Regions from separate parts of the Mus musculus genome. Here regions 1, 2 and 4 are each linked to region 3. The links are chromatin loops, found by intact Hi-C in ENCODE. Cell type or tissue: left cerebral cortex. All regions are shown on one strand. Region 1 has its middle 10 kb from the start of Gm32296. Region 2 has its middle 23 kb from the start of Batf. Region 3 holds the start of Jdp2 (Jun dimerization protein 2). Region 4 has its middle 21 kb from the start of Gm32296.

Region 1 (8,000 bases), 79 kb before region 3:
TTTGCAGGTGACCAGCAGAGCTGTTAGTTGCTTGCAAAGTCTTTGCTTCTGAACCGTAATGTCCTGATTCTAGAGTCAGGGGTCACAGCAGCTGTCGGTGAAGTCAGCTGCATTTACTTGGCTCTGCCAGGAAATAGCTATTTTCTCTCTCCCTTGGGGCTATTAAGCCAATGTACCTTCTAAAGAGTTTTGAACACTTATCGTTTCCTCCAGAAAGAGCTGTCCTCCCATTCAGAAATGAATTGTACCTCCAGTGAAATACATATATATTTTATTTATTTATCTTAGTTGTGTGTGTGTGTGTAAATGCATGTGTGCACACATGTGCACATAGATACACTGTATGCTGATGCCCAAGGAAACCAGGGATATCAGGTCTCCTTGTTGGTGCTGGAAACTGAACTCAGGTCCTCTGCAAGAGCAGTGCATGGTTGTTAAATCCTGAGCCATCTCTCCAGCCCTCAGAGACTTTGGGATGTGTATGCCAGGGTCTTACTCTGTAGTCCAGATTAGTCCTGAACTCTTAAAAAATTATTTTGTCATCATCGTCGTCGTCGTCGTCATCATCATCATCTTCCTGCCTCCAAGACCATGCTAAGTGCTGTGCATAAAATAATTGACATCCACAGTCAAGCGCAGAGAGAACGCTAATGCTTACATACCTACCACTCAGATCACATACAAGTCAGGACCAAAACCCGAGGACAGTCCTGCCCGCCTTTAAGCTGGGTCTTTTTCCACACCAATTAAGATAATCAAGATAGTACCGGGCCCCTTGACATGCCACAAGCCAATCTGATCTAGAAAATTCCTCCTTAAGATTCTCTTCCCAGTGTGTCACACTGGTGATTAAAGGCAACTGTCACCTTATGTAAAAGGGGAAAGAGAACAGAAACTGGAGAAGAGATGTGGTCCCACAGCACTTAGCAGGGTAAGAGTGCCTATGTCATGCCAAGCGGTGGCCAGGATGCAGGACGGCTCTAAGTCCTCTCTGGGCTTGGCTTTGAGTGGCAGCCAGTTGCCCTTTGTACAGCACTTAGCATGGTAAGGGGTAGACAATGAATCCATATTGTCATTGCTGGTAAGTGTCTTGTCAAGTGCTTGGAAGATGCCAGGGATGCTGCTACATGTCTGATGTCACCCCTAGGCACTGTCACCCCTAGGCACTGTCCCATTACCATGCTGTACAGGTAAGACAGTTGAGACTCAGAAGGGCTGTGTCACGAAGATACTCCATGAGATAGACACACCTATTTTGTACTTCCGCAAGAACACAGTGCACTATGTTTTTGTCTTGGACACAGGAAACCTGTCTGTGCAATTGAATAGTTCTGTAGGACCTTGACTCCAGAGCAAGGAACCTAGCCTCTGTCACCCTCGACATTTACCTCTAGAAAATGGGGTTTGTAGAGAAGGGTTAAGACTGTCTGGGACACGAAAGTGTTTAAAATGCACTGAAAAATGTTAATGCCAATTGGAAAAAATAAAGCCACAAAAACCGTGCCTAAAAAGACTTAGCAATTGGTAGTGGCTGCACATGACTTTAATCCCAGCACTCAGGAGGTAGAGGCAGGTGGATCTCTTTGAGTTTGAGGCCAGCCTGGTGTACAGAGTGAGTTCCAGGACAGGCAGGGCTACAGAGAGAAACCCTGTCTGGAAAAACCAAACCAAACCAAATTAAACTAAACCAAACCAACCAACCAACAAACCAAAAAAAACCAACAACAACAACAAAAAAAAACAAAAAGAAAAAAAGAGAGAGGAGAAAGAGAGGGAGAGGGAGGGAGGGAGGGAGAGAGGGAGAGAGAGAGAGAGAGAGAGAGAAAGAGAGAGAGAGAGAGAGACTTAGCTATCAACAATGTGGTGGACACAGCCAACCTAGGACTGACAGTGCTCATGATCTTGGTCATCAGAGCTTTATGGAAGACAGCTTCTCCATCCAGCTTCCAGAGATAATTAACCTCAAAATGTGTCCTAGTCCTAAAACACTCACATGTGCATCTCTCATGTCGTTTTGGTGAGACATAAAAGCCAACAATGAAGGAAAATGAGAACACACAAATGACTTGGGTGAAATTGAATTATGGTGCAATTAGGAACCTCCCCACAGTGTCCTGCCTCACTTGTATCAAGGTCTATTAACCTCACCGAGCACGCACCTTCCCGGGTCTCCACCTTGGGAGAGAGTACAAGACTGAAACCAACATGCGTGAACGCTGGTTTGGGGGTCTCAGTCATACAGTAAGCAATGCAGGTCACGGGCTAGTCTGAATGAGGTCATCTAGAACAAGGCTCTGACGTGAAAGTTGAGTTTATGTTCTGGCTCTGCCGTTTGGCGGCTCTGCCATCTTCGGCAGGATAGTTGGCGGCTCTCAACTGACCTCGTGCGGTGTGGCTTGTAAGGACTCTGAGCAGCGATGGCTGTAGAATGTACCACAGAGCCAGCCAACTTCCCAAGGCTGGTATCACATGTGGTCTCTTCGAAAGTCTCGAGATTGCAACATTCTTAAGGCTCCCCTTTAGCCTGGGTAACACAGCACCTGCTCTGCATTGTCTTCACTGATTAGTTTACAGCCAGCGCCTCAAGTAGCTCAGGCTGGCCTGGGACTCACGATTACAAGCCTGTTCCACCATGCTCAGATCTTAATTGTTATTTTCAGTTTTCCCACAAAGTCCAGATTCCTAAAGGTTCCACCTGGGACAGGATATATATATATATATATATATATACATACATATATATATATACATATATACACATATATATACATACACACACACACACACACACACACATATATATATATATATATTAGAGATTTATATTTGAGTTGTGCTTGATAGATCATAGCTGCCTTGAATTGTGTTAATTTTTTTTGTTGTCGGTTTTTTGTTTTTTGTTTTTTATTGTCTCTCCTCTGATTTCCCAGGGTTTTGCCCAGCCTGCGCTGTAACACTTACAGAAAATTGCATTGTTCTGCCTGAATCTTCAGAGACTGGAGCTCCTGGCTTCACTGCAAATCACAAATGGAGAAGCTGAGGGGCCTGCCTGCCGCCGCAGGCTTCTGACAGTGACAGAGTGGGGCCCTGCAGCTCCCACCCCTGAGCCCTTCTAGCTACCTGATTCCACTGTGGCTTTGTGAGACAGCTATGGCCTTGGTGACTTAACTGCTGGTTTAGTGCCGAGTTAAGAGGAGATGTTGAGATGACAACAGGTAGTGGAGATGAAACCTCAAAGGGAGGGAAGGGGTAGAGGAAAGGACATGTCTGCACATTTTTCAACTTCCCTGGCTGAGGATAAGTCATTTGAAAGAGGAACTTAATACTCTCCCAACTCTTCCGTTATTTTTATAGCACCCTCAGAGGGATTAAAGATTGAATCCAAGTAAAAACAGCAAGCCTTCAGTGTCCAGGAGAGTGTAGGAGTTAGTATGCTAATCTGTGGACCTAAAATTGAATATCTTTTCTTTCTTTCCTTCTTTCACTAGTTTTGTTTGTGTGTTTGTTTGTTTGAGATAGTTTATCATGTAGCCCAGGCTGGCCTGGAACTTGTTATGTGGCCCAGGTTGGCCTCCAGCCCATCCATCCTGTGTCAGGCTGTCGAGGTATCCCACATCCCAAAACACACAGTAAATTCTAGCCTCTTGAAGCCGATAGGTAAGGATGTTCTTAGGAAGAACTCACACTGAAGCCCACTAGACAAACACATGGTGTCTAGGTAGGGAGTGTGGGACCCCGACTTAGAGCATTTCTCCCTGGAAGGTAAAGCCCCTGGACATTCCCCAAACTTGTTTTCCCTGATCTCTAAAAATACAGCCAGAAAGAAGCTCTTTGTTCTCTATAGCCAGCAAAAAGCCTTTTTGTTTCTGTGCCTTACAGCTAGAGATGAGATAATTGTAGGAAGACCTACAAGGACATGGAGATAGACACTGGAGAGGAGGCTGCAGCTCACTCTCCCCTCGCCAGAAAGGAGCTGTAGCCAACTTTTTTCCCAACTCCTCCCAACTCCTCCCAACTCCTTCCAACTCCTCCCAACTCCTTCCAACTCCTCCCAACTCCTCCCAACTCTCCTCCCAACTCCTCCCATTCCTCAGCTACCTGTTAAAAGCCCCCTACTGTCACCGCTCCCTCAGGGTCGAACTCCCCTGCCCTGAAAGGCTCGAGGGGTTCGTCCTCAGCTAGCTGATAATAAAACCTCTTGCAGTTTGCATCAGGTGTGGTTATCTCTCGGGACGTTGGGGTGTTGGCCAACTAATCTCGGGACTTGAGCGGAGGCCCAGCTTCGGGGGTCTTACAGGAGCAGGGTGTAGAGTGAAATCTAGCAAGGCCAGGCTTGGTCCTGATGCAGCCATAGGGAATGGCAGAATGCTTGGTGCACAGCTGCAGTCCCAGAATTGAGGGTACTGGGGAAGGATTGCTGTATGAGGCCAGCGTGGGCTACAGAGTGAGACCATTTCTCACAAAACCAAACACCAGTGACACCAGCGAAGAGGGAACCACAGGCTCTCAGTGTCTCGGTAGTTCAATTTGAGAAAAGCTTGCTTCCTATCCCTCTGAAATCTGATGTGAGTTCAGCACACAACTGTCTTCCCTGGGTGACTCAGTGATCCACGCTAGCAATGATTCCTGGGTCACACATGGTATTCGGTGAGTCATACTGTCTGTGCCACACAGAAAGACTGAGGCATGTGGGGAAACTACTAGTAGCTTTAAGAGGCTAGAATTTACTGTGTGTATATTGGGATGTGGGATGGTTTAACAGAGAAATTATAGGGGGTCAAGTCAGGCTGAGGCCAGTTGCATTGAACCTGGGAAGCCGCCTCAAATGCTAAGGAGTTTGAGAAGGAAGTGAAAGTTCTTCCTTTGACATGATAGAAGGTCCAGCTTAGAAAGATGAGGTTCTTTTTGGGGGGTAGAGATAGGTGAGCAAGATTAGGGGACAGACCAGTAGGGACTGTGGCGATGGCCCAGCAGGTAGGCTATGCTAGTGTGAGGACCAGAGTTCCGATCTTTGAAGCCCATGTCAATGCTAAATGTTCTAAAGCAGACCAAGGCAGAGATAGGTGATTTCCAAAGCAAACTCGCTCTTTAGGCTAGCCATATCGGAGAACTCTGGGTTTGATTGATCAATCCTGCCGCATTGAACGAGGTAGAAGAGTAACTGAGGATTATTTTCAGCATCAACAATGAGCCTCCACATGCACCTGTACACACATACATGTGCATGGCACACACATATACGTCTACATATGTGCACACCACATACATGAAAATGGAAAAAGAAGAAGCAGAAACAAACAAATACATACACAAATAAATTCATTAGTTGGGAGGTCAGGGTACCCTGAGTACGTCTGGGCTGTGAAATGAAAGGGTTGGCTGTCTCCAGGATCTGTGAAGGACTCGGAGGGGAGAGAGAAGTGGGGGGTAGGGTACATATTGTGGGGGCTGAGCAACTAGAGGAGGGATCTATTCATCTATTCAAGCATTGGAGAAATCAATTTAGGGAAAAGACAATGTGATCAGTTGGGGACTTACTCAATTTCAGGCATCAACAGAGAGAGAAAGAAGTCCAGAGGACATTGGGAGTAAGGGACTGAAGCCCTTAAAGAAGAACAGCGGGGGGGGGGGGGGGGGGGCTGATACTGTTTGCACCATAAACCACGAGTTGGTGGGATTTGAAGTCACAATGTTGCAAAGCCTGTGTTGTAGGGTGAGGCATGCTCTTCAGGGGCGGGGTCTGCTGTGTTGTAGGATGAGGCATGCTCCCCAGGGGGGTCTGCTGTGCTGAAGGGTGAGGCATGCTCCCCGAGTGTGTGTGTGTATCTGTCTGCTGTGCTGTAGGGTGAGGCATGAACTGGAATTCAAGGTGAGCAGCATGACCCCATTGGTCACACACTCAGAAAGGATCAAAGTGCAGAGAGAATCCTGCAGGTGGGCCAGAGCAAGGCGGCCCATGTGGAGGGCAGAGCATGTGAAGGCACAGAGGTGTGAAGCAGCCTTGCCTAGCCAGGGAAGCCTGCTTCCCAGAGCATCTATCTCTGTGTGCCCATCAGTGAGAGGCAAGATCTGACCACAAGCAGCTCCTTAGCACATGCTGGCCCCAGAGCCACATGTGTCGTGTGCACAGCACTGGGCCATTGTTCTTCTTACATACACTGGTTTGTCTGTTCACGCATGCACGCACAGGCCCGTGGGAGTACAGCGCATGTGTAGAGGTCAGAGGACGTCTTGCAGGATCTGGTTCTCTCCATCCACCATGTGTGCTCCAAGATTGAAGTCAGGCTCTCAGGCTGCTGAGCCATCTTGCCAGCCCTAAAACTTTACATATTTTAAACATTATGATAGCTTTTAAACATAGTAAAAAGATGGCGAATAAAGAGCCAACTCGTGTGTGACCATCACCCAGACTCAACAGCTATTCAGTCTGCCAGTCTTTGTTGGTGACTTTATTTCCCGCATGCTGATAGCCTGAGCATCACTTTGAAGTTTGCATTTTGTGAGGGGAAAAACATAGAGGAGTGGAAAGAACTTGGATGTCCCTTCCTAGTCACAAGCAGTGTCACTCAGGGCCATTATTTCCTGCCTGGGCCCCATCTGCCTACTGGCTGTCTACCCTGTTCTGAAGCAAATTCCTGACATTGTTGTGTCACCTTTCCCTAATAGATGTGCACCAAATGAGCACCAACTCAAAGGGCAGTATTTTGAAATCCCCAGGGATGTGTTTGGCAAATCCAGAAAAATCCCTTAACCGTGCAAGCATTTCAGGAAGGAAACATGGACATTTGGGTTAGTTCAGATCTGAGTCTTTTAGCCAAGGACACTGCACAAGCCAGAGTGGATTAGGAGCCAGGCCAAAGTGGCTCTCACATCTGTGTCCTTCTGATGTTCTGTGCTTTCCACATGGACTGCTCTTCACTAGCCTGCCTGCCAAGCTCCCACTTAGCGTTGACCCCTAAAACATTTTGACACACCACTCATTAGGGTCATGCAGAGTTGTGGGAGGAAACAACTTGTGGGACTGGGAGAAACAGGTGTGTGTGTGTGTGTGTGTGTGTGTGTGTGTGTGTGTGTATGTATGTGTGTATATGTATGTATGTGTGTGTGAATGTGTATGTGTGTACATGTATGTATGTATGTGTGTGAATGTGTATGTGTGTACATGTATGTGTGTGTATGCGTGTATGTATGCATGTGTGCTTGTGTGTGTGTATGTGTGTGTGTTTCCCCTCTGCTCTACTGAGTACCCTTGATGTATAGGAAGTTTCATCCAAAGGACAGAAAGTGGGAGAAGGGATGAAGCAGGAATGGAGGCAGGGAGAGGGGCTGGTATCAAGGAAGAAAGATGAAAAAGGCTAAGCTGAACTAAACGATCACAGAACATCCTAGCAGAACAGGTAGCTACCAGGCGCCATGTCCCACTCACCAGACTCCTGGAGAGAGGCTTTCTCACAGGCACTTAACATCTTCTTCAGTCTGTTCACTCAGTTACTCCATTGACGAGGGCAGCTAGGGGCAGGTATGCACAATGTATGGAATGAGCGCACCACAGACCTAAGGACATTGGGCTAATTGTCTGCAGAGGGGCAGGCTCTACCAGTGTGCTTAGGACAGCCTCTTCCCAGGCCTTGGCAGAAAAGACTCAGATTCCAGAAAGCTCCAGACTGGTACTCTGCCAAAGAAAGGGCAGAGGAAGCAGCTGGAGAGGTCACCAAGTGACTGGCGATGTCCCTCCCTTCCAGGCCTGGTACCAAGGATACCTCAACACCCCATAGCAGATCGAAACTGGCCTTCCTGTTTCCCGCGGATGGAAGAGCAGCACCAGATGTGGGAGGGGTCTCTGAGGAGATGGAGTGGGGTAGAAGGGTCACCAGGTTTTCATGAATACACAGGGATTGTTTGTGGAGCTAGAGGTGGGGCAGATTGGCCAAGGCTTGGGCCATGGTGACTTTAGTGTCCTCTGACTTCCTCCAAGTTGGCAAGCTGGGGGCGATGTCACC
Region 2 (8,000 bases), 66 kb after region 3:
TGTATAGCCCTGGCTGTCCTGGAACTCACTTTGTAGACCAGGCTGGCCTCGAACTCAGAAATCCGCCTGCCTCTGCCTTTTCCTAGCTCTGTTCACTGAAGGAATTTAAGGATATCCTCAGCTACATTGTGAGTTCCAAGACAGCTTGGGTTTCATAGGACCATGCCACAAAACAAAACAATATATTATGTGTCATGGGACTGTGGTAGTTCCTGGTGATCTTCCCATCTGTGGCCCTAAAGGCTATCATCTTTCTTGGCTTCCTTCCTCTTGCTCCCACTGAACTGCATAGTTGATATTTCCTAATTAACTTCTCTGTATCTTTACTTTGACTCCATTTAGACCAGTTCATGTCATTGTCAGGTAGTCACCAGAGAGGACTGCTCCAACACAAATTTAAGTCAATAGAAAGTCTTTATTAGGCTTTTTGGACAGGGATATCGAGAGGCAAGATGTAGCTACTAGTATCCCCCAATTTATATGGTAAATCCACCCGGATTTGCCACCAGAAGATTTAGATTGAATATGGCTTACAAGATTAGGATTCTAGTTGTTGTGCCTAGCGATTAAGTCACCATTGTTTCTGGGGAAAAAAAAAGAAAAAGAAAAAAGAAAGAAAGAAAGTCTTTATTAGCCAGCCAGTGACAACACTGGGTTTTCGGGATCCCAGTGTAGCCCTGAGCCTTTCTTGGGATGGGCTTTTAAAGCACAAACCCCATGTTTTGGGTTGACATACTTCAGCTAACAAGAGCAGTTCGCCAGAAGTGGAACTACAGAAACTAAAAAGTAAGGTTAGTTACATTCTGAGACTTTCCCAGAGCCGTGGACTTTGATGGGTTAGGCCTTTGTTTTAGTTTTGGCAGGTGATGGTGTGTTCACAATGAGTTTTACAGCCTGAATGGCATTTCCATCATGGAGTCAGTCATGCTAAGGTCTGGTGCCCTGCTACCAGAGAACAGAAAGTCAGGATGTAAGGGCCTGAAATCCAGACAGGCCTCCTTCTGAATCATGTGACAATAAATTCTGTTGGGGCCATGGCACACACCCCCCCCCTCTCCGTGTGAATAAGGCAGCCTGGCTCCTGGATGCAGGTGGTGGGGCCTCTTCACCTGGTACCGGCTCGCTTGTCATTCAAGGTTCCCTTCAGGCGTGGCTGAACTTTCAGTGGGTTTTTGGCTTGAAGCTCACCCAACAGCGAGCCGCTGACTAGAGGAACTTAGCCTTTGCTTGGGGGGTTGGGGGGGGAGGTAAGCAAAGAAGTGGTTTGGAGAGCGAAAGGCTCAGTTTGCCTCTGCCTGGTAGCCCATGTGAAAGGCGCTTGCTTCTGTTTGAGGTGCAGGGTGTCTCCGGATGGGACCAGGAAGTGGTAACTCCTTCAACCTGGCCGCCCGTTCACACCTTCAGTGACTCATTTTGATGAAACTCAACGGAACTCCAAACACCTGCACACACCGTGGAGTATTTTCAGATAGAAAGCTTCCCAGCTCCCTTCTGTACAGACCCCAGGAAACAGACCCACCAGAGGCACCAACAGCCCGAGAGAACACTGTTCCTGACTGCGCACACCTCCTTGCTCCCGTTTCTGCGCTCCTGGATACAGTAAGCACTGGCCTTGAGGGGTCCAAGGCGAGCAAGTAAAACACGCTGGGGTGACTGTTTTATGCACACCCATCAGAGGCACAAAACATATACATACATGGGGATGCATGTGTTGTGTTTTTATAAGCAGATCACTAATTTGCATATTGTGACTGATGTCAGTTTTATAAAATAAAAATTCGAGTTATGTGTGTATCTAAATTTATGTCTCCCTAGATGATAGAATTATAATAGTTTAATTGTTTTGTTTTGTTTTGTTTTTCGAGACAGGGTTTCTCTGTGTAGCCCTAGCTGTCCTGGAACTCACTTTGTAGACCAGGCTGGCCTCAAACTCAGAAATCCACCTGCCTCTGCCTCCCTAGTGCTGGGATTAAAGGCATGCGCCACCACACCCGGCTCATTTCTTTCTTTTATTTTGTAAAGAGTACACTGTAGATATACAGATGGTTGTGAACCTTGTTGGGAATTGAATTTTAGGACCTTTGCTCACTCTGGTCAGCCCTGCTCGCTCTGGCCCAAAGATTTATTTAATATTATACATAAGTACACTGTAGCTGTCTTCAGCCATGCCAGAAGAGGGAGTCATATCTCATTACGGGTGGTTGTGAGCTACCATGTGGTTGCTGGGATTTGAACTCAGGGCCTTCAGAAGAGCAGTCTGCTCTTACCCGCTGAACCATCTCACCAGCCCCCTTCCATTCTTCCTTTCTTCCTTCCTTTTTTTTCCACATTGTTTTCAGACTGCACCTTGTTTAGTAGTCTAGGCTGGCTTCCAATTCCCCAATGATTGAGCTATGGGTATACTCTCTTCACCTACTTTGATTTTTTGTTTGTTTATTTGTTTTTTTGTTTTTTTGAGACAGGGTTTCTCTGTATAGCCCTGGCTGTTCTGGAACTCACTTTGTAGACCAGGCTGGCCTTGAACTCAGAAATCTGCCTGCCTCTGCCTTCAAAGTGCTGGGATCAAAGGCGTGCGTCACCAACGCCCAGCTGATTCACTTATTTCTTATTACAAAACTTTCTGTCTCTTTCCGCCATTTTGGCGCCTATGGAGGCCTGCTGGGAACAGGACTTCTAAAAGCAAGTGTGTCTGGAAGGCTGTGGTGCAAGGCCATTTTTGCTGGCTACAAGCCAGGTCTCCGGAACCAAAGAGAGCACACAGCTCTTCTTAAAATTGAAGGTGTTTATGCCCGAGATGAAACGGAGTTCTACTTAGGCAAGAGATGTGCTTATGTGTATAAAGCAAAGCAAAGCAAAGCAAAGCAAAAACAAAACAAAACAAAACAAAACAAAAAAAACAAAAAACAAAAAAAAACCCAAAAAAACAAACAAACAAACAAAAAACAATACAGTGACCCCTGGAGGCAAACCAAACAAACCCAGAGTGATCTGGGAAAAGTAACTCGGGCCCACGGAAACGGTGGTATGGTTCGTGTCGAATTCCGAAGCAACCTTCCTGCAAAGGCCATTGGACACAGAATCCGTGTGATGCTGTACCCATCCCGGATTTAAACTAATGGAGAGTAAATAAATAAAAGCAAAACAAAAACAAAACAAAACAAAAACCCAAACAACTTTCTGTAATTGACAACGACACTAAGGACCACTCTAAATCCTTGGTCCAGAGGATGCTTCTTGAGCCAGATTGGAGACCCGCTAAGATTCCCTTCTGAGCTGGGGAAAGCCTTGCCTCCTCTAACCAATATCTTTGCTGCCCTCCAGTGGCTATCTGGGGCCGCAGCACGCCTACTGTCTCAAACTGCCTATTTCTTCTATTTCTATTTCTATTTTGTTTCCCAGGAACCCGGTTTCTTAGAACTGGCTTGCTTTTCCGAGTTTGAGGGCCATTTATATTCAGTGAGGTACTCGGGTGTGACCCTTTTCAAGATCCGGTGGAAGTGTCGATCTTGTTAATCTCCAAAAGATCCCAGCTCATTGCAGACCCGAAAGGGCCTGAGTAGTGGCGCTGAGAGCCCACGTTCTCACAGAGGAGCCGCATTTGGTTTTTGTTTAGGGTCCTGACTGCTGAAGTCCACCAAGCACACCTTTCCAAATGCTAAAGGCAGTGTTTCTCCTGAAGTAGGAGGAGGTTTCTGCTTTGGCCTTCCACTCCCAGACGTTTTTGTATCAAGCTAATTGCTCCATCTCTCTGTCCTTCATCTGCCGGGGGGGGGGGGGGGGGGGTTGTCATCATGCCTTCGGGATTTTTTTGTTTCTCTGTATAGCCCTGGCTGTACTGGAACTCACTCTGTAGATCAGGCTGGCCTCGAACTCAGAAATCTGCCTGCCTCTGCCTCCTGAGTGCTGGGATTAAAGGTGTGCACCACCACGCCCAGCATGCCTTCGGGATTTAACACACACACACACACACACACACACACACACACACACACTGTGCCACCCCCAGCCACTAGCAGGGGAGCCGAGTCGCTTTTCCTGTGGCCATGGCTCACAGACCTGTATTGTCCAACCCTGTGGGGGAATCAAGGCTGCAGTCCATCACGCTGCAGCCACAGTCAGAAATCAGAGAGGGGTGGGTGCTGTTCTCAGCTTTTCTTCTCTTTATTCAGCCCAGGACCCCAGCCCATAGAACTGTACCAACCAACCACCTCCGGGAACACAATCTAGATACTGCCGGAGAGGCTAATCTAATCTAGGGCCCAAAGCTTGTCTTGTAGGCAGATCTAGATCCTGTCCAATTGACAATATTAGCCATCTCAGAAGAGATAGCTTATCTTCATTTTGCAACCAAGAAAAGCAAGATTCAGGCAGGCTGAGTTTCCAAAGGCCGCACAGCAGCTGGACAGTAGAGTTTGATTCTGTTTCAGCTCCCAGCAGCCCCATCCTGATGGGGATGGCTCTTATTGATATATTTTAAATGAAAAAGATATTTTTATTCCCCACTCCTACTTGGTTGAAATGAGGGAGATTCCAGTTGCCGCCACAGATAGGCACCACGGAGGTGGCTTTATGCATCTCTCTTTTCATGTCTGCAGTGGTACATAGAGGCACTGTCATTTGGTAGATGGGTGATTTGGGAGGGGGAGTCCAGGCTCTTTCCATCATTGCTTCTGATACAGGCCAGGATTCCCCCTGGTACTTCTGAACTGTTCATGTGGCACTGACTTAAAACTTATTGTGTGGTCACACTTCCCTGGCAAGGAGCCTGGGAGATGAAGGCTTACACTGTGCAGCAGGCTGAGGCCCTGGGGCCTCAGACCAGGTTGCTTTCATGTCTCCTGCAATGGATGGTCTGGCACCCAAACTGACTCTCTAGGTGTGTACTGGGATAGCCCCCACCCTCTTCCTCCCTCTTACGGCAGACTTCTAATGTTTATGCTTGCATCTCTCCCAGGACACCAGGCTCCTGACTGTGGGTCCAAGCTGACTTCTCAGCCTATAAGGTTCCTTCTACAAGCAGGGCTCTGGCAACTGTGGCATGGATAAAGGTGGGCAAGCTGATGGGGGGTAGGGGGCGGAGGAAGCAGTTGATAGTGGTCTCCTAGGCTCCTCCGCCCCCACCACAGTGAGTTTCAGAATCGTGGGACAGCAGCTCTAGGAACAGGGCTAGAAAGCCCTTTGAGGTTGATTTGGAACTTCTGCTCGTTAAGAGTGGAACTGAGACCCTGTGTGTGGTCACAGGTCGTCAGTGCCTCTACACCTGGCCCCCCATGAGAGCCTCATGTAGTTGAATCCCCTCTAGTCTGTTCTGAGCCTATGTCCACTAGTGCCTAGGCTTGAACTCGTGGCCAAACCGATCACCATCGAGATACTAAAACAATGGATGGTATTTATTTGTTTAGAGTTTGTGTATTGTTCAACTCTCAACATCTTTGCAGTAGCTTACATAGGGATTGTGGTAAGAGAAAAAAAAATCTTCAGCAGAAATCCAGGCAAGTCACATGATGTCTCTGACACTCTGATAGACTCTGGGATTAACAAAATAACCAGGGTTTATTCTGGCCCAAGTCTTTACTGGAGACAGTTTTTAGTGTTTCTAAAACATTCTGTTTGTCCTTTCTCTGCCATTGTCATCAGTGAATCTGTCCTATGCTGAGATTAGGAGTGAGGCTGGGACTGAAACCAGCTTACACAGTCTCTCTTGGGGGTTCTGAGCACTCCTCAGGTCTCTGTACCTCACTAGGCTGCTCCCTTTTTCTGGCTACAAACCTGTTCTGGATACAGGGTGGTAACAAAATGGCTGTCCTTTTCCCTTGCCAATCCTAGCCTCACCCTCCTGCCTAGTGACCTTGGTAAAGCACTTCTGGATTCCGTTGGCACTACAAAAACTGTGGCTCCATTTGCTTGCCTGGGACTGGTGCTGTGCCTGGTGTAGGGTGGGGAGAGAGGCTTAGCTCCTGTAGGGCCCCTGTGGAGAGTAAGCCTCATGAAAGGTGAGTTGGGGGCAGGACGGACCACAGTTTTCCCCTAGCCTCTCCCCTTCGTGATAGTGTATGTTGACTATGAGGGCTCTTCAGGTCATCTTTGGGATGGAACAGGATCCTGGAGACAGGAAGGGCTGATTGGTGAGGGCCTGGGCTGAAGAAAACATAGGTCTGTGCCCTTGATGGGGCAGGAACCTGAAGGTGGAGAAGTCTGTAGGCCCAGGAGCAACGGGCCCTAGTAAGATCTGTATTCTAGAAGGGTCCTTATCCCACTGAGGTTAATTCTGTGCTGATTCATAAAAGAGAGAAGAAAACAAACTAAAATCTAGGGTTCTGAAGGAGTAGGCTTGCAGTGGGCTTTACGAAGAACAAAGGGCAACCTGAACCAGAAGAGGGGTTTCCCCCAAACTCTCCCTCCTCACCCTGTGCAGTTGGCAAAGAAGCTGAGAAAGTGAGGTGGGCCTGGAGGAGCAGGGGCACCGGTGGGACACTCTCCATGTCCCTCCGACAGTCACAAGCTTCCCAGTCTGTCACTGCGGAGGCTGCAGAGCCTGTCTCCACCTGGAAGACAGGAAATGGACAACAACAGGAAGTGGAAATCAATGTCGCCCTATGGTATCTTACCAGATACTAAATCCAGAGTATTTAACCACCAGATCATTTACCAGCGTGAAAACACACAATAGCAATCAGCCCAGTAAGTCATACCAGGACATCATCTCGGCTGTTGTCCTCGGCATTCTTCACCCCAGATACAGGCTGTACCCCGACTGTATTCACAGTATTAAGTTCATCTTTCTTGACATGGCACAATGTTGAGCAAGCCCAGCTTCCACTTACATAAAATGGAGTCCTCTACCACGCCCCACCTGCCCGGGGGCCGTGAGCCTCACACAAGACTCTGATTGTAACGTGCTTGAATGGGACCTGGGAGAAAAGATTCTCTATGAATGGTGGCTGACGTAACTTCTGGAAGCCGGTGTTTGATTTTTGAGGTCAGTTATGCAATATTGGAAATTTCCAATGATCTAAAAGCACATATGTAAATGTGTGCACATACACGATGATAAATGGAGCTGGAAAAGTCAGAAAGAAGCACCTTCTAAGTGTGCTCTACTCCCATCAGCAAGTGTGCCCTGTTCCACCACAACTAGGGGCCCGGCCCGGTTCACATCCTGAGGCCCTGCCCTTGAGGCACACACAGATGATAAGGATGTTGTATGCTGTCCTACTAATGATAGCAGTAACTATGGCTCACAACTACACCCAAAGTGTAGATTTATGGAATGTTCCACACCACATGCCCCCACAACAACGTCATGTTTAGAAAAGAAGACTAAAGCGCTGAAAATTTCAATAATTTGTCCAAAGTCACATGATTAACAAATGAAGGCACTGTGATTTGATTTGGTCTGTCTGACTCTAGATCGGCCGTTCTTCCTTGTAAGCAGGAGGCTGTGCTTTGAATGTGGTCTGTCTCTGAAATGTCTGTTGAAGTCCCATTGCCTTTGGCATAGTGTCGGAGGTGGGAGGTTTAAGAAGTAGTTGAGTCATTAAAATAATAATAAAGTTGCTAGGGTGGTGGCGCACACCTTCAATCCCAGCGCTCTGGGAGGCAGAGGCAGGCAGACTCCTGAGTTAGAGGCCAGCCTGGTCTACAGAGTGAGTTCCAGGACAGCCAGGGCTACACAGAGAAATCCTGACTTGAAAAACTGTTGAGGTTCGGTCTGTTGCTATGTATTGCAATGCTAAATTCTATACCCAAAGGTCTAGATCTACAAGGACTATCAGGTTCACAAGCTTTTGTTGTGCAAACCTTGTTCCTTAAAACAACAACAACAACAATAATAATAATCAAAGTGTCAATTACAAAAAGTTGGAAATGGGGCCATTCTCACAAGAACAAGAACGAGGTTTTGCTCTTGGTACTGAATTGGCTGTTACAAAACCCATCCGCTGTACAGTCCTGTCTCTTGGCATGCCTTTACCTGCCCATCCACCTTACCATCAGGTTAC
Region 3 (8,000 bases):
CATAAGAGTGTGCATGCTGTGGTAGATATTACTTGGTCACTAATGTCTGGTTCTCTTCTCTATAGACTTTGAAATCAAGAATCACCTTACTTTGGCCAAAGAAATGAAGCTAAAGTGATGGTCTCCAAGAGGAGATGACTGGGCTGCTGCTGCCTGGTCTACTCTCCTCTCTTAGTTATGGTGGCCTTGCTGACATGAAGGTACAATACCATGCCCTCACTTGTAGGATGGCTGCCCTGGGCAATCACTTAGATCCATAGTTGTCTTGTGTGAGGGTTGTGTAACAGGTCCCTCCCGGATGGAAACACTATATCCTGCAGGGAAGCTCTTTAAGCAGGAAGGTAAACAACTCAAAGGAGCATCAGGAAGTCCCTGAAACTGACCAGATTCACTAGGCCCCTCCCTGCCAGAAGTAAGAAATACAAGCCCTCCGAGGAGAACAGAACAGAGCAGCAAAGAAAACTGAGACCACCTTGCCTTGAAGAAGCAATCAGTGGAGCTGCCTGGAAGAGGATTAGACCAACTTAAGTGCCTGGAGAGAACCCTCTGCAACCTGCTAAGCTGCCTGCAGGCTGTGCAATGTACTCCGGGTTCCCAGCTTTTGTGAGCTGTCACCCATCATCCATGCTGGGGTGGGCTGTAGTGATGCAGTTGTCTTTGAGTCATCTCTGCTCCTGTGAGTAACCTCAATAAAACTCATGGTTTACCAAGTTGGACTCTGACGGTATCTATTTTGGTCTGTCACTGCTTCTCTATCTGGGGTGGGAAGATCTGTGTATTGCATCTCCCCAGGAGAAGTTTTGTCCTACAGTGGTGAGGAGTAACCTTTTTTGTGTGTGTGTTAAGTTGGTGGATTGGTAGATGCTTGCTACTTATGTAACTAGCCTGCTTTCACTCCTGGATATACACCCAAGTTGCCTGGCTTTGAGTTTTTCCTTGTGAGCTTTAGCTTTTCATGGCCGAGCCATCTCTCCAGCCTTGGCTTGCTTTTTAAATGTTTTGGTTTTTCAAGACAGGATTTCTCTGTGTAGCCCTGGCTGTCCTGGAACTTGCTCTGTAGACCAGGATGGCCTCGAACTCACAGAGAGCCACCTGCCTCTGTCTCTGAGTGTTGGGATTAAAGGCACATGCCACCAGCTGGGTTTGGTTTTGCCTTTTAAAGAGAAGGGAGAAATACAGAGTTGAGTGAAATATTTGATACACAGAGAAGAGAATGAGAAAAGGGAGGCAGAAGAAGAAGAGGGGGAACAGAAAGAATAGGATTAACTCAAGGGAGTTTTAACTGAGAAAACAATGCCCACCAGGATGTGAGCAGCCTGCAGCCCCATCCCACGCCCAGGGTTCTGGACCAAACAAAAATGAAAACAGGAGAAAGCAAGCTAGACACAACATGGCTCCCCTCTCTGCTTCCTGATGTGCCCAGATGTGCCCAGACTCTGCAGCCACCATGCCTCCCTCACCAAGATGAATGCCATCCCCTGAGCCATGAGGCATAGTAACCCTTTCCTGCCTGACAGATATTTATCACAGCAAGGAGAAACAGTAATAAAGGCCGATGCAGACGCTCAGATATGGCTACACAGGACCTCTGACGTACAGGGATTTCATACACCGTCTTTCAGCTTTATGGTGGTGTTAACACGCCTTCATAAAAACCACTCTGTTTGTCCCCTTCAGTCCAGCCGTTGATAAATTGCATGAAGTATGAACACGTGGAATACGTTTGTGTTAGAACTCTTTGCCCGGGTGTAGACCAAAATATGTGTTTTGAGCAAAGCTGAGGGTAGACTGGGCCAAGCCCTGGTGTTTTGTAAAACCAGATGGATTAAGTGCATCTTTGACTTACGGAATCTTCAGCTCATGGTGGGTTTGCCACGGTGTAACTCCATCCTATGTGAAGAAGCATCAGCGGATTGTAATTTTGGTGGGCGCAGTTTGAATGGAGACTGAAGCAGGGATCCTGCCTGGACTCTCACAGTGCCTACGGTTCCTGTCAGGGACTCTCCTCTCAGCTACCGTTGACCTTGCTGCTCATTACTGGCTTTTAATTCATTCTTCCTAACTAGATGGGAGGTGGGACCGCATCTTTGTGCACGTCACAGGTTACAGGCATATGACAGATGTATCGGTAAATACTGAGTGTAAAGATGAGCCAACTGGTTGATTAGTCAGAACTGTTGCTTCCTCTTTTCACGTTGGAGGGACAGTTCTGGGGAATTGCTTTACCACATCAATCCACCTTTCCCTCTGCAAAGAGCTTGGGACTCATTAATGTCCATTAACTTTTAAAACGGGATAATCCAAATAAGAGATAACAGCTAATGTATGTTTATCTACTTAGCTAGAGCCTCACGTATACCAGGCTGGCCTAAAACTCACTATGTGGCTGTGGTGGTTGGAATAGGTTTGGTCCCCAGAGACTCTTGTGTTTGAAGGCTTGACCCATGCATGGGGACTGGCACTATTAGGAGGTGTGGCCTTGTTGGAGTAGGTGTGGCCTTGTTGGGGGAAGTTTGGCAATGTAGGGGCAGGCTCTGAGGTCTCCTATGCTCAAGCTCTGCCCAGTGTGGAATCCAGTCTCCTCCTGGCTGCCTTCAGATGAAGAGATAGATCTCTCAGCTCCTCCAATCCCATGTCTGCTTGCATGCTGCCATGATGATAACGAACTGAACCTCTGAAACCCTAAGACAGCCCCAATGAAATATTTGCTTTTGTAATAAGAGTTGCCTTCTCTGTGGTATTGCCTTAAAGCAGTTAGAACCCAAACTAAGGCAGTGATGGAGGATGACCTTGAACTCCAGATCCTCCTGCCCATACCACTAAAACACTGACCTTATAGATGCACTTCACAATGCCAAGTGTGTGCTGGTGCTGGGACTTTGTGTGTTAGGAAGCCCTCTACTAACTAGGCTTTATCTTCACCCCAACACCCACTCCATTGAGGAGGACTTTACTTGCTAGGAAATAATAGGACATCGAAACCCAGGTTACTGCAGACAAGCCAGTTGACAGATTCCTTTAGATGAATTCTCTCGAGGTAAGGAGGATATAACCGGCCTGGCTAGATTCAGGGACTGTGTCACCATTATTCCATTGGTGTCTTGATTTCTCTCTATTTTTATTTGCATTAATATTATTATCAGTAAACATCTTTGCTCAGGTGGCATCTTCCAGTTTCAGGTCAGCTTCTGGTAGCCTCTCTCCCTGGCCAATCCAGAGAACTCCTAGTTTCCTCCACTTTATCTGGGGTCTGTGGTTATCTCTGAATCAGCCCGATGGCCCATGGATGTGCATCTTATTGGAAACTTGTTTGTTTGTTTGTTTTATTTAGTTGCAAGAGACAAGACACCTAATTCAGACTGCCTTAGCCTAGACCACTGTTTCCCTAAAAGCCTAAGGTAGATCAGTTGCATCAGGAGATTGCATGTTCGCCCAAAGGAGCCAGTTGTGGCCTTCCCTCCAGCCTTGCCCAGAAACAATGACTACACAGAGAGGTCTGGTAGGAAACGGTGTGGCTAGGAGGGAGGTCTGAGCTGTATTTGTATAGTATCCAATATAAAACTGGGTAACAACTATATCAAAATGGGGGAGCCTAATAGATATTGGGGAGATGAAAGGGAATAAAGACCCCTTAGTGCCCCCACGCCAATGCCTTTCCTGTAGCATATTTATTTTGTGGAGGAAGTAGTGACCCAGAAGGACACCTGTCACCTAGCCATGATCCAAAGTAGGCCTTGGAGAAGAGCAGCTTTAAGGACACATTTTCAATTATTAGGCCCTGCACAGAGATGAGTTTAGCGTTTTCAAAGTCCCACCAGAGGACACACAGAGGTTTAATGCTCCACCTGTTCCCTGTTTTCTTTCCCATAAACATCAGATCCTCATCTTAGGGGAGAAGCATCATGTGAGCCAGTTCCCCAGTCTCCAGCTTTGATCTCTGTGTGTTGTAAAGGTGCTGCTGGCTTTTCTGGGATGGAGAATCATGTCCTACAGGAGTGATTCACATTACCACGGAGTTTGTGGCGTGTGTTCCTTTGGAGTCTTTCTTTTTTTTCCTTTCATCAGTGTTGTGAGGGAAGTGGGCTGATGGTGGCGGGGAAGATGGACAGTGATGTCATTAGGGCTTGGTCTGTTTCTTTCCATTCACCTGTTCCCCCCTGCAGGAAGACTTACGGGTAAAATGGAGACCGATTCCTCCCTGCAGGCAGGCACGCACGTGGAGACCTGCTTGTCCGGCTTGGCGCGTGGACTTCCTTCCCTCCCTGTTGGTCTTTCGATCTCAGCATTTGTACTCTATGAAGACTTGAACTTTTTCTTTCACTTCCTTTCTTCTATGGGTGATGACCTGCTGTCTCTCTGAGAAGGAGGCCGAAGGTCACTGAGTGTCAACATTGCCACTCCTTTCTGATTTAAGAGGAAAGAGGGCGGGGGTCTGCCCCCCCCCCCAAGGGTATGGAGACCTGTGTGTGTCTATGTGTGTGTGCAAATAGTTCTCAGATGCCACACGCATTTCTGCCTGAGACAATCCGCCTTTGAGGGACTGTCATATTTTATCTAGAGTGTTCTTTACTATCTACTTCTGTAGCAGGGTGGGAAGAGAGCACGGAAGCTGGCCCTGGAGTCCTTGAGGAAGAAGGCCTTTGGAGGTTTGGCAGAAGTCAGGTAGGCTCACTGCTGCGTCCTGTCAAAGGGAGGCAAAAGCCTGCTGGAGTTGGGCAAAGAGCCCTGGCTCAAACTGGGCCAGCCACTGACAACAACGGTGGCCTCAGGGTGCAGTTCCACTTCAGGAGCTCGTTCATTCACCGCATGGCTTCAGGACGTCAGGACGCTTTGGTGGACAGTGGGTAGGGATTAAGGCTTCCAAACGCCTTAAACCCCCGCCCATGCTCCTCCGCGGAAAAACAAAACAAGCTTGCGAGATCCTGCAGCGTCCGAAGACACCACTGCGCGGAACCCTCGCTCTGGATTTGGGGGAGAGCGCACCGGACGGAGGAGGATGGTTCGGCGTGGGCTGAGCTGGAAGGGGTTCTCTGCTCATCCGGCCGCCGCCTTCGCGTCGCTGCCTCCCGGGCTGTGTAGCATTTTGGGGGTGGCGGCCGCAAGGCCGAGCAGGGGATGCGCTTACATAACCGCTCGCCGTGTCCTGCTGCCTCGCGCTCTCGGGAGCCGCGGGCGGGGCGCGCCGCCGGACCGCAATGCTGCCGGGACCAGCGCGGCGGGGCCCGGGCCGGCCCCGCAGGCGGAGGAGCGCGAGCATCGGCGGGAGGAGGGCGCCGGCGGCGGGGGAGGTGAAGGTCAGTGGGTGTGAAGCGGGCGATCCACACCCCCTCCTCCCCGTCCCCTCCTTCTCTTCCTCTCCGTCCCCCTCTGACGTGTGGAGCTGGCAGCTCGGCCGGTTCCGCATTCCCGACCCCTCCCCGCCACTCAGGGCCCGCTATATAGCCGGGGCTGATGCAACCCGTCCCGCCGCCCGCCACAGCCTGCGGGAGGGACACTCGGCGGCCGCGACGGGGGGCGCTGGCGGCAGCGGACGCTGCAGCGGCGGCGGCGGGGCTGGCGCCGCGGCGGCTCCCGGGCCGGGACGGGCCTGGGCAGCGGGCGGCAGCAGCGCGGAGTGGGCACCGCGCCTGCAGCAGGGTTCTGGGCCCGGGGCCGCCGCCTCCGCCAGCGGCTTCTGCACGGTGGGTTCACGGAGGGGGGAGGCGGGGCTGCGGGCACCTGGGGTGGCCTCCCCCGGAGTAGCTACCGCTGGGGCTCCCGCCACCCCAGGGCCGGAATACTCTATCGGATGGCTGCAGCCGCTGCCCACCGGTGGTTCCCCGGCTGGGCAGGACAGTCCTGTCTGTGGCCGGGACAGCGGGGCGCTCCCTCCTTGCTTTCCTTCCCCAGTGCTCTTGCTGGGAGGCTGTGCACAGACGGAGGAGAGGGCGGGGTGAGCGGGAGAAAACTGTGCCGGGGACTGCGGGGGACTCAAGGGGGCATGCACGCCCCAGACCTGCTGACAGGTCGCGCCTCAGCCTCTTCCGTAGCTCTCTTTGCAAGACCTGGAGGGGAGGGTATTGAGAAAGGCATCTAACCAACAGGGCTTCCTTCGCTTAAGAGCATTGCTGCGGCGGGCTCTGGCTGGGTTAGGAGGGAACCACGGGGCAGTCCCCAGTTCCCTTGGGATCCCGTCAGGCACATCAGGTTATATAAGAAGGTAAGCAGGCTTCTTTAGGTAACCTGCCCAGTTTAGAAGGCACTCTTCCTCCCCTCTTATCCAAGAAGGCTAGGCTTCCTGGACCCTTGGAGCGGCAGAAACAGGCTTTGCCTGGGTATCTGGAGGAGCTGGCAGGCCTGGGATGCCTTGACTCATTTGCAGAAATGGATGGGCCATTTGGGGATAGAGGTGGAGAGGCGGGTGCAAGAGGGGAATCAATCGACTATTTGAGTCAGCTCCCCCTAGAAGATTGTCCAGCCCTTATGTGTTGGAGTGGCACCTTCCAGGGGACTGTGGCACAGGTCTGTGTATTGTTAAATCTTGGGCCACTCTACCCAGGATCTTAATTCAGGCAGCATGGGAAACAGGCTCTGTACCACAGCTGGGTACCTGCCTGTCCCAAAGGCTGTTAGCAACTGTCTTCCTCGTCCCTCGACCTCACCCCCAAGTCTCCCCCACCCTCCAGGGTTTAAAAATCACCCCCTCTTGCTTTCCCTGCTTTTCAGCAAATCTGGCTGGCTTCAGCTTGGATGGCGGGCTTATCTTCCCGTGCAGGTTTCTAGGGAAGAGTTTAACCGGGGATCAGGTGTGAGCAGGGTTCTTTACAGAAACCTGAGGTCCGGGGATAGAAACAACTATTCTCCTGCCTCTAAGGCGCCAGAGGTTTCACTTTGCCTAAAGTAGTAGGGAGGATGGATTTCTCAAAGACTCCTCTGTTTCCCTTCCACGTTGGCTTCAGTTCAGAGGAGCTCTAGAATCTTCCTGAAGAGCTGGGTGCTGGGTGGTTTGAAAGGTTGCAGGAAGGACTGGGGGGAGATGGCCTCTGAACCTTTTGTCAATAAATTGGTTACAGTAATCTCCAAGGAGACAGGTCTATCATGGTGACGGTGTCACTTAGGAAAAGCTTCGGTACATGTGTCCCTTACTCATCCACTGACGCCTTTTGCACTACCAGGGAACTCCCCTGTCTTCCTGGTCTGTTTATCTTTCCCACCTGTTGACAAGATATCCTTTCCCACTCTTTCAGCTTGCAGAACTGGGCCTCCTGGGCCTCGGTTTGTTATGGAGGTACAACTGGTATTACAATTCATAGCCCTGCTTCCTCATCCCATCTCCCTCGCTCCCTCTTCCTAATTATCCCCCCCACCCCCCACACACACACACACTGGAAAGGAAGAAGCCAGCACAAACCCTAGAGCACAGACGCTAGGCTGGCCTGCCTTGTATCCATTCAGCACTAACTCTCCCTGGTCCCTCTAACCCTCCAGGGCTGGGGATAACTCTTATTCTTTTCTTCAGCAGAACGCAGACTTTCTTTCCACGGGAATGAGTTATGTTTGAGACCCAAAGTGGGAAGAAGAGAAAAGGAGTAACCGTGCAGGGGTTTGTGTGCGAATACCCCTGCAGGCAGGGGGAGAGCAACAGGCATGCTATTTTTTTCCATTTTCCTTTAATTAAGGCTCTGTGGAGGTGTGTTTGAAAACAGAGGGTCTCCTATGCCTTTGAGGAGGGTGAGAACACTCTTTTGGCTGCGTCCCGGGCCATATGCAACGTATGGTGGCCAATGAAACTGGGCCTGGCTCTTTCTGTTGCTTGTCTTGGCAGTCAGCTTCATGGCTTGTGTTACCAGCTCTCTGAGCTCAGGGGCTGCCAAGCTCAGTGTGCCTGTGTATGTGTGTTCGTGTGTGCCTCTGTGTGTGTGTGGTTTGTCGAGACTCAGCAGAGACAAGTGTCTCAGTGACCTAGGCTTGGAATTTCTAGTCTTTCTTTGCGCTCACTGGTGGTGGGAGGCCTGGCTAGA
Region 4 (8,000 bases), 89 kb before region 3:
GTGCTTCTCCTGTAACCTCACATGTGTGAGCCTCCTGTAACCTCACATGTGTGAACCTCCTGTAACCTCACATGTGTGAACCTCCTGTAACCTCACATGTGTGAGCCTCCTGTAACCTCACATGTGAGCCTCCTGTAACCTCACATGTGTGAGTCTCCTGTGACCTCACATGTGTGCTTCTCCTGTAACCTCACATGTGTGAGCCTCCTGCAACCTCACATGTGTGCATCTCCTGTAACCTCACATGTGTGAGCTTCCTGTAACCTCACATGTGTGAGCCTCCTGTAACCTCACATGTGTGAGCCTCCTGTAACCTCTTTTCCACCAGAGCCAGTTCTCTCCCAGCCTCAGCTGATGATTTCCTTGGACTATTTAAGTCTGAATCACCCTGTAAAGTTTGAAATAAATTACTTAACTTTTGAGTAGTTAATCCAATAATGGGTTGTAACCAATTAGTGTCTCCCAGCAATTTTTGCAAATCATTAAGAGTTTGTGACTGATCTCTTTTGATCTGTATTTTTTGTGGTTGAATTTTTTGTAGATGTATTTAATTAATGGCATTCCCTCAATTTGTAATCTCCACTGAGGCAAAATTCTTTGTATTTCAACAACCTTTTTTTTCTGAGGTATCTGTATCAGAATCATCCATCAATATATTATCCATATAATGATAAAGTATAGCCGAGCAGTGATGGCATATATCTTTAATCCCAGCACTTGGGAGGCAGAGGCAGGAGGATTTCTGAGTTTGAGGTCAGCCTAGTCTGCAGAGTGAGTTCCAGGACAACCAGGGCTACACAGAGAAACCCTGTCTTGAAAAACCAATAAAAGAAAGAAAAAAAAGATAAAGTATAGATTATGAAAAATGTTTATGATTTATTTACAATAGCTGCTGTACAAAATATTGACGCAATGTGGCAAGATTTTCCATTGAGGCCTTTTGTCAGCTGTCTATGGTTAAATGTGGGCATAGTGAGAGCAAACTTTCCTCTCTTGTTTGTGAAAGCAAACTTTTTCCTCCTTGTTTCTGCAAGGGTATTGAAAAAAAAAATCAGTCTCTTAAATGAATCACTATAATAGGCCATGCCTTAGGTAACAATGAAGTCGAAGGGACTGTAGGTTGTAAGGAGCCCGCCCATAGGCTGAATTGCCTTATTGGTAGTTCTTAGATCAGTTAGCATTCTTTATTTTAAAGATATCTTTTAAAGTATAAAAGTAGGTATTCCAAGGGCTGGTGGGTTGGTCTATATGTTGAGCCTCCAGCTGCCCTAGTTGAACGGTTCACTTGCGACCACCACTTAGACAAGCTGTCTAGGGCCTGAAACTTTTCCTTAGTTAAGGACCACTGCTCTACTCAAACAGGTTTGCTACTTTGTAGGGCTGGGAAGCCATGGGATGGGGTGGGGGGTGGCCTGGAGAAAGAGTAGGGTTGAGAAATATCCAGAAACCTCATCCTGAGGTCAGCAGGAGTAGGACCCCTCCCCTTCACTACCAGGTCTGCATGTCTAGGGGCACATAGCCCTTAGTTTCCATCTTTGCCCCCAAGAGGAGGTCTAGTAGCTCAGTATCCAGGTTAAACTTCCTCTCCCCTTATAAGGTCATGTCCAGTAGAATGCTAATGAGGCATTCCCAGCACCCTGGCCCTGGTCAGTGAGGTTACATTCACCCTGATAGCCCATACTCACCCTTAAAAAGATTAAATAACCTTTGTTACCTCCATTAAAGGGAGCTGTTTCACCAAAGCTGCCTCCTGAGAGTCAATTCTAACCATGCTCACTGTAGCCTGAGGTCACTTAGCTCCTGGCCATCCCGTCTTGCTTCCCCTCCCAGGATTTAACTGTTGTGATTGTGGGTGATCATGCTGCTACTTTAATGGTAGGGCAGTTGGTATTCTATGGGCAGTGGCCTCCTTATAAATTTAGAGAGCCAACATTTGCTGTGTCCTGCCTGTGGTGGCCTGGATGATCTGTAATTGTTGTTGTTGTTTTTTTTTTTTTTTTTTTAAATAACATTTTCAGTATCTTTATCAGGAGCATCTCCTATTTTATGGCTTGTTCCTGAAGTTGAAGGAATGTTAATCTGTACTTTTACTGTTATAATAGATCTCTTCCCTATAAATGTATGGCTATATATGCCATATTGGCCTTACTCTTCCTATCTGACATTCTGGTCCTATATATTTAATCCATTTTAGACTCTGTTTTACCTGAGACAATGTTCCAGTTCCTAGGCACTGGGTAGATACCTTCCAAAGTGGTCAAATTGGATTCCAAGAATCTTGTGAAGTTGTTATTGTGTCTGCCCCAGGATCCACTAGGCCTTCGATCTCAATTCTATCTAACTGTAATTTCAGCTTTGGTCTCTGATTGTTTATAGCAGTTTCCCAAAATATTTGTTTCCTGGTACCTTTAAAATCTCTTGTTCTATCCATCAGAGTGGTTAAGCTAAGAGCAGTGCTGTCTGTCTTATCAGGCATTACATTATTTTAGTTGTTCTCTGGAACAGGCTCTTGGCTGACTGGCAATGAATGGCTTATGTTTTCTATAGGGGTCTGAACAACAACCCTTACGCAGTCTTCCAGCTGTAAGGAATTGCCTCATATATCTCTGGATAATCTACATACATACATAAGCTCTATGAATCTCTTTCCATATCTCTTATATCTTCTAGGATGCTTTCTCTCTGGATTATCATTACAGAAATTGTCGTTCTTAGGAGCTGTTTGTCTACAATCCTTTAGGAAACATTTTAGTCTTCCACAGCCAAAGCACTGGACATTTTGAGCTCTCATGTTTTAGCAATTGCCTGTCGTCCAATCATAGCAGTGTTGTAAGCATTGAATCCAATATCCACAGTAGTTTCAATCCATTCATAAATCGGAGCAGATCTGGCCTTTAATGGTTTAATGGCCTTCTATATCCAATATTAGCATTTCAAATCTAAAGACTCAGTTAGTACCTCTCTTGCATCTGGATCTGATTTTGCTCTATTTACAATGGAAGTTAATTTTTGTTAAGATCACCAAAAGATTCATCTGAGCCCTGGGCCATCTTGGTAAATGATTCAGATCAATTTCCCTGTTGTTCACGTTTATCCCAAGCATTTAAAGCTACTGTATGACCTTGGACTAAGGTGGCATCACCAATCAGAATCTGCATTCAAAGCTCAGCCTATTCACCTTGACCTAGCAACTGATCTCTGACAATATTAATACCTTTAGTTCTATTACATTGCTCCATAGCTGAAACCTTCTTTCTCCACCAGGTCCACCACTCTAGCTGAGGGCCAGATTCCAATAGAGCTGTCATTAAATCTTTCCAATCTTTTGGAACTATACAGTTTTGCCTGGTTCAGTCATTTAGCACTTATTTCACATAGGATGAGTGCATGTCATAGGTTATCATTACCTCTTTAAATCTCCTCCAATCTAGCATCTCTGTGGGTTGCCATCCAAACTCATCATAACCTTATGAGTTTCTCTGACCTGGCAGGAATTGTAGGTAGGTTTTCTAACAGGTTTGGGCTGCCATCCTGCAACCTCGTCATAAGGTGGCGCCACAGGCTTTAGATGGAATTCCTCTTTCCTGGCTTGAGAAAATTATTCTGATTTAAAAGAGCCTCTAATTCCTGTTCTACCACTTGTTGTTGTTGATTACAGAATTATCTTATATATATATGAGAACACTATAGCTATTTCAGATATACCAGAAGAGGGCGTCAGATCTCATTACAGATGTTTGGGATCCACCATGTGGTTGCTGGGAATTGAACTCAGGACCTCTGGAAGAGCAGCCAGTGCTCTTAACCGCTGAGCCATCTCTCCAGCCCCCTGTGGTAACTTAGCATTCTGCCATTCACTCCTCTCCTTATCTACATCTGTTTTCTTTTGATCTTTCTTAGGGAGGGCACATCTTTTATAACTAGCTCAATGATAATAACTAAAACAAAACTATATGGGGTTCAGGTACCTTCTGCTATAGTGTTTTCCATCTTTTAACATGGAAATATATATATATTTTTAATTTTGCTAACTCTCTTCCTCCTTTGGGGAGTTCACTTTATTATATGGAACTTAATATTTCTTTCTATGACCTTCTATACTCAGTTTCTTTCCTTTCTTCAGAATCTATGCATATTTACAAAACGCTTCTACTTATTTTTCTTCTACTGTTTCCAAACGTAATATCTTTTGCTACACTTAAGCTTTCCTAAACTCTGTTCTCTGGGGATTGTCTGCTCTGAGCATACATTATTGACTCTGAGATGTGGGATTTCAGCTTCTCCAGCTCTAACTGAGGTCTCCGCTCCATGCTCTTGTGCCTGGATTTTCATGTCTGGAACTTGTGTCTTTAACCTGGAACTCATGCCTTAGCTGGGGTCAGGCCCCACGTTAGTGCACCAGATATTCTGGAGGATTTTGGAGTCCCACTTATGGTTTAACAACAAAGATGTGGAGATCTCTATGTAGTTTAAGGCTGTTGGCTTTTTTGCTGGAGTGGTCTCTCAGCTAGCCCACCTAAATTAATCTGTTCTCTGTTGCTGTGTCCCTCCATGTGGCTCTCTTTGCTCTACCTCCCTTCTCTGTCCATGCATCTGTCCTGCCTGGTTCTCTCCTCCTCTCTTCCATCTAGGTTCTGCCAACCTTTATTTATCAAAAGCCACACTCTTTTCCATTCAAAAAACCGATTCCCCAGCTTACTCATTCTGAGCTCAGCAGTAGCAGGACTATGATCAGTCCACATCTTAGCATCTCCTTTTGGCCGTTTGAGGGCAATATGACCTTCCGGGACTTCCCCCTTGGCAGCTTGCTTTATTTTATTTTATTTTTTAAAGGACTTTACATTGCATTTTTAAAAAACTTATTTATTATTATAGCTGTCTTCAGATACATCAGAAGAGGGCATCAGATCTCATTATGGGTGGTTGTCAGCCACCATGTGGTTGCTGGGATTTGAACTCAGGACCTTCGGAAGAGGAGTCAGCGCTCTTAACCCCTGAGCCATCTCTCCAGCCCCCAGCTGCTTGCTTTTTAATCCTGTTTTGCTGCAGGTGAGGAGCCCTATAGACTTTACTAGTGGGTTCTCATGCTCTCTCTCTCTCTCTCTCTCTCTCTCTCTCTCTCTCTCTCTCTGTTTCTCTCTCTCTCATCTCTTCTATCCTCCCTACCTCTGTCTCTCTGAGTGTGGGGTTGTTAAGTAAAATAAAAGACACTGTCCCAACTCTTACTACTGGCATAGGAGATAAGCCACATTCCCAAGTGTGGTGCTTTGAATGAAAATGGCCCCATAGGCTCACAGGGAGTGGCACTATTTGGAGGTGTGGCCTTGTTAGAATGGGTGTGGCTTTGTTGGAGGAAGTTGTGTCACTGGAGGTGGGCTTTGAGGTCTCAGAGGCCATGACAATAATGGATTAAATCTCCAAACTGTAAGCGAGCCTCAATGAAATGGTTTCCTTTATAAGAGTTGTCGTGGTCATGGTGTCTGCTCACAGCAATGAAACCCTAACTAAGACAGGATAAGGCACCAAGTAACACCTTCCATAGCATTATGGACATATGGGACTGGACAGACTGACTCTCAGATCTGAGTCCTGCTTCCTGGAGAGTGCGGTTCTATGTCTGGCATAATGCAAGGATGAGTTTGTGTAGCTCACCAGCATGAATTACAGTTGGAGTCAATTCCCTCCAGGTAATTTCTAGAATGTCTTGGTTCCAGCTTCCTGAACAAAACCCCAAGAAGGCAGGGATTTTCCCACAGGTGACTCCTGGGGACTTCTCCCTGGAGGAAGGCTGTGAGGAAGTGAGAGAACCAGGACAGGCCAAGTGACAAGTGACAAAGCCTGACCAGGAAGAGGCTCAGCCGTGACACATTCAGTCTGATTCACCGCAGAGTTGGACTCCCTGGAGGAAGAAGGGGTATGCTCCAAACTTTGTTTCAGATTCCATGTGGTGGGATCTGCTCAGCACCTGCTACTGGGCCTTGGCCTCAAGTCCTCTCCCAAGTGAGTTCTTTAGTTTTTTTTCTTTCTATTTTTATTTTATTGAAAATAGATTTTCCATCTAATATATTCTGATTATGAGTTCCCCTCCTATCTGAATTCACATATTTTCTGTCTCTTATTAGAAATCAGAGGCATCTAAAAAAAATAAAAAGATAAAACAAAACCAAACAAGTGGAATAGGTCATAACAAATAAACAGAAGAGATTCAAAGAGAAAGCACGAGAAACACATATAGATGTACAAACACACATTGTTTCTCACAGGAATTCTATAAAAACACAAAACCAGAAGCCATATATGCAAAGGAACAGTATAATTAAACAAACAAACAAACAAACAAACCCAAAAACACCCAAGCTGGCCAGTGGTGGTGTACACCTTTAATCCAGAAGCAGGCGGATTTCTGAGTTTGAGGCCAGCCTTGTCTACAGAGAGTGTACTAGGATAGCCAGGGCTTCACAGAGAAACCCCATCTTGAAAAACAACAACAACAAAACAACAACAACAACAAAATGCACAGGCAAACATTATGAGACAAAGAATCTCCAAAGATGCCATGGAGCTCATTTTGTGCTGACCATCTACTGCTGGGCATGGACCTGCTCTTAGAGTGGTTTGCATTTCCGGGGAGACGTCACTGGAGAGAGCTAGTTTTTCATTTATGAATGGTTATCGAGTAAGAAGAGCTTCTGGGCTAGGGATGGGGCTAAGTCCACTTCTTCGTGCTGGGACCCCATCTGGTCCAGACCCATGCGAGTCCTGTGGATGTCACCTCAATCTCTGTGAGTATCTCCCAGGACCATGGACATTAGCCTGCAGGCTAAGGCTTTAGACAGACATCAGCTCAGAGTTCCCACTCTCAGCAAGGTGTGTAGGTGTTGTCTTCAGCAGTAAGGCCTTGCTGTCAGTTCATGCAGAGCATCCAATAGCCTTGGCAATAGCCTGTGTTGTACAGAGGGTTGCCATGAGGCTCAATTAGCTGTAACCCACTAGGTGACTTCTGGAGAGAAGAGAGAACTAAGCAGATTGGGGGCACATCAGCAAAGGACCAGAAAGGCAAACTGACTTGCAAAGGAACAGTATAAGTGTCTGAGAACCACAGCAAGAAGAACAGATCTTCTCTCGTGGGTAGGAAGTCACTGGGACCCTCTGTGTGAACCCAGAGAAGGTTCCTGAAGAGCCCGAAGACAGAGGCATGAGTTAAGAGGAGACTAGAGGGTGCAGCTACACATGTGGTTTAGCATCTTTGCTTCAGTGAGGCTTTTGATAGCTATATACTCAGGAGGCATCATCCAGGCCTGGTTTTGCAGCCATCTCCTGGGTAAAGCTCACCAGCCCCCGGCAGGCACCATGTGTGGATGGATATACTGCCAAAGGCTCTCAGTTCGGTACCTGACCTGGGCTGGCTGTGGTGATAGCTGCTGGAGTCCTGCATATTACACAGTTACTGAATCTCTACGTCTGCTGGGCTGATAAGCCTCAGGCTTTTATCTGAGGGGTAATGGCTAAGTGTCACCTGGTGGACAATGATCCTTGACCTCAGACAAGGCCAGTCTCTAAAGACTGAGGGTGGGGTTTTTTTTTTTTTAAATGGAAATTCGCCTGTCAATTAAAACCTTGTGAGAGTAGCTTAATGTCCCATGGAAAGGACGTATCTGGAGATTTTTCTAGAAGTGCGGATTTCTGGGCCCTTGTATAACAGCTCTGATTCAGTAAGCCTGGGTTTCAAGTGGGGAAGACCTTGCATTTTAGCCCAAGGGTGGGAACAGGTGGTCCAAAGATGGTATTTATTTATTTATCCATCCCTGTTAGGAAATAATACTGCTCTTTATTATTTTCAATTTCAAACTAGTTAAATTAGCCTAAAATGGATCAACTGAACTTCCCAAGGTCACAGCACTATTAAAAGGTAGAGACGTGCTTCTAGAAACACACTTGACAACAGCCTCTGTGGTACTCTGAGATCCGAAGGAAGAATGGCAGGGAACTGAGCTTAAGTA

The links. Hi-C counts contacts between places; a loop is a spot of excess contacts. Peaks named below come from ENCODE experiments on the same cell type or tissue, not always from the same donor. Only the 100,000 strongest peaks of a DNase experiment are listed, where the experiment ranks them.
Region 1: it touches region 3 in a loop (2.2-fold over the local background); 5 of 42 quality-filtered maps call a loop at or near these places.
Region 2: it touches region 3 in a loop (2.3-fold over the local background); 2 of 42 quality-filtered maps call a loop at or near these places.
Region 4: a loop joins it to region 3, with 3 times the contacts of the local background. A loop is called at or near these places in 2 of 42 quality-filtered maps.

Annotation. Positions count from the first base shown.
Region 1 is chr12:85,515,129-85,523,128 of GRCm38, forward strand. No RefSeq gene overlaps it. Among named protein-coding and RNA genes, the nearest start is that of Gm32296, 10 kb to the right of the region's middle. In left cerebral cortex, no CTCF peak of the experiment used is centred here; a DNase peak (open chromatin) is centred at 4,623; H3K27ac peaks cover 541 bases.
Region 2 is chr12:85,659,758-85,667,757 of GRCm38, forward strand. It overlaps the pseudogene Gm33312. Among named protein-coding and RNA genes, the nearest start is that of Batf, 23 kb to the right of the region's middle. In left cerebral cortex, a CTCF peak has its summit at 3,343 (motif pointing left); a DNase peak (open chromatin) is centred at 3,326.
Region 3 is chr12:85,593,934-85,601,933 of GRCm38, forward strand. Jdp2 (Jun dimerization protein 2) reads left to right here and starts at 5,483. Exons shown (of 4, transcript NM_030887.2): 1 at 5,483-5,681. In left cerebral cortex, CTCF peaks have their summits at 565 and 4,938; DNase peaks (open chromatin) are centred at 704, 5,033, 5,353, 6,004 and 3 more places; H3K4me3 peaks cover 3,678 bases; H3K27ac peaks cover 4,283 bases.
Region 4 is chr12:85,504,888-85,512,887 of GRCm38, forward strand. No RefSeq gene overlaps it. Among named protein-coding and RNA genes, the nearest start is that of Gm32296, 21 kb to the right of the region's middle. In left cerebral cortex, a CTCF peak has its summit at 3,548 (motif pointing right); a DNase peak (open chromatin) is centred at 3,546.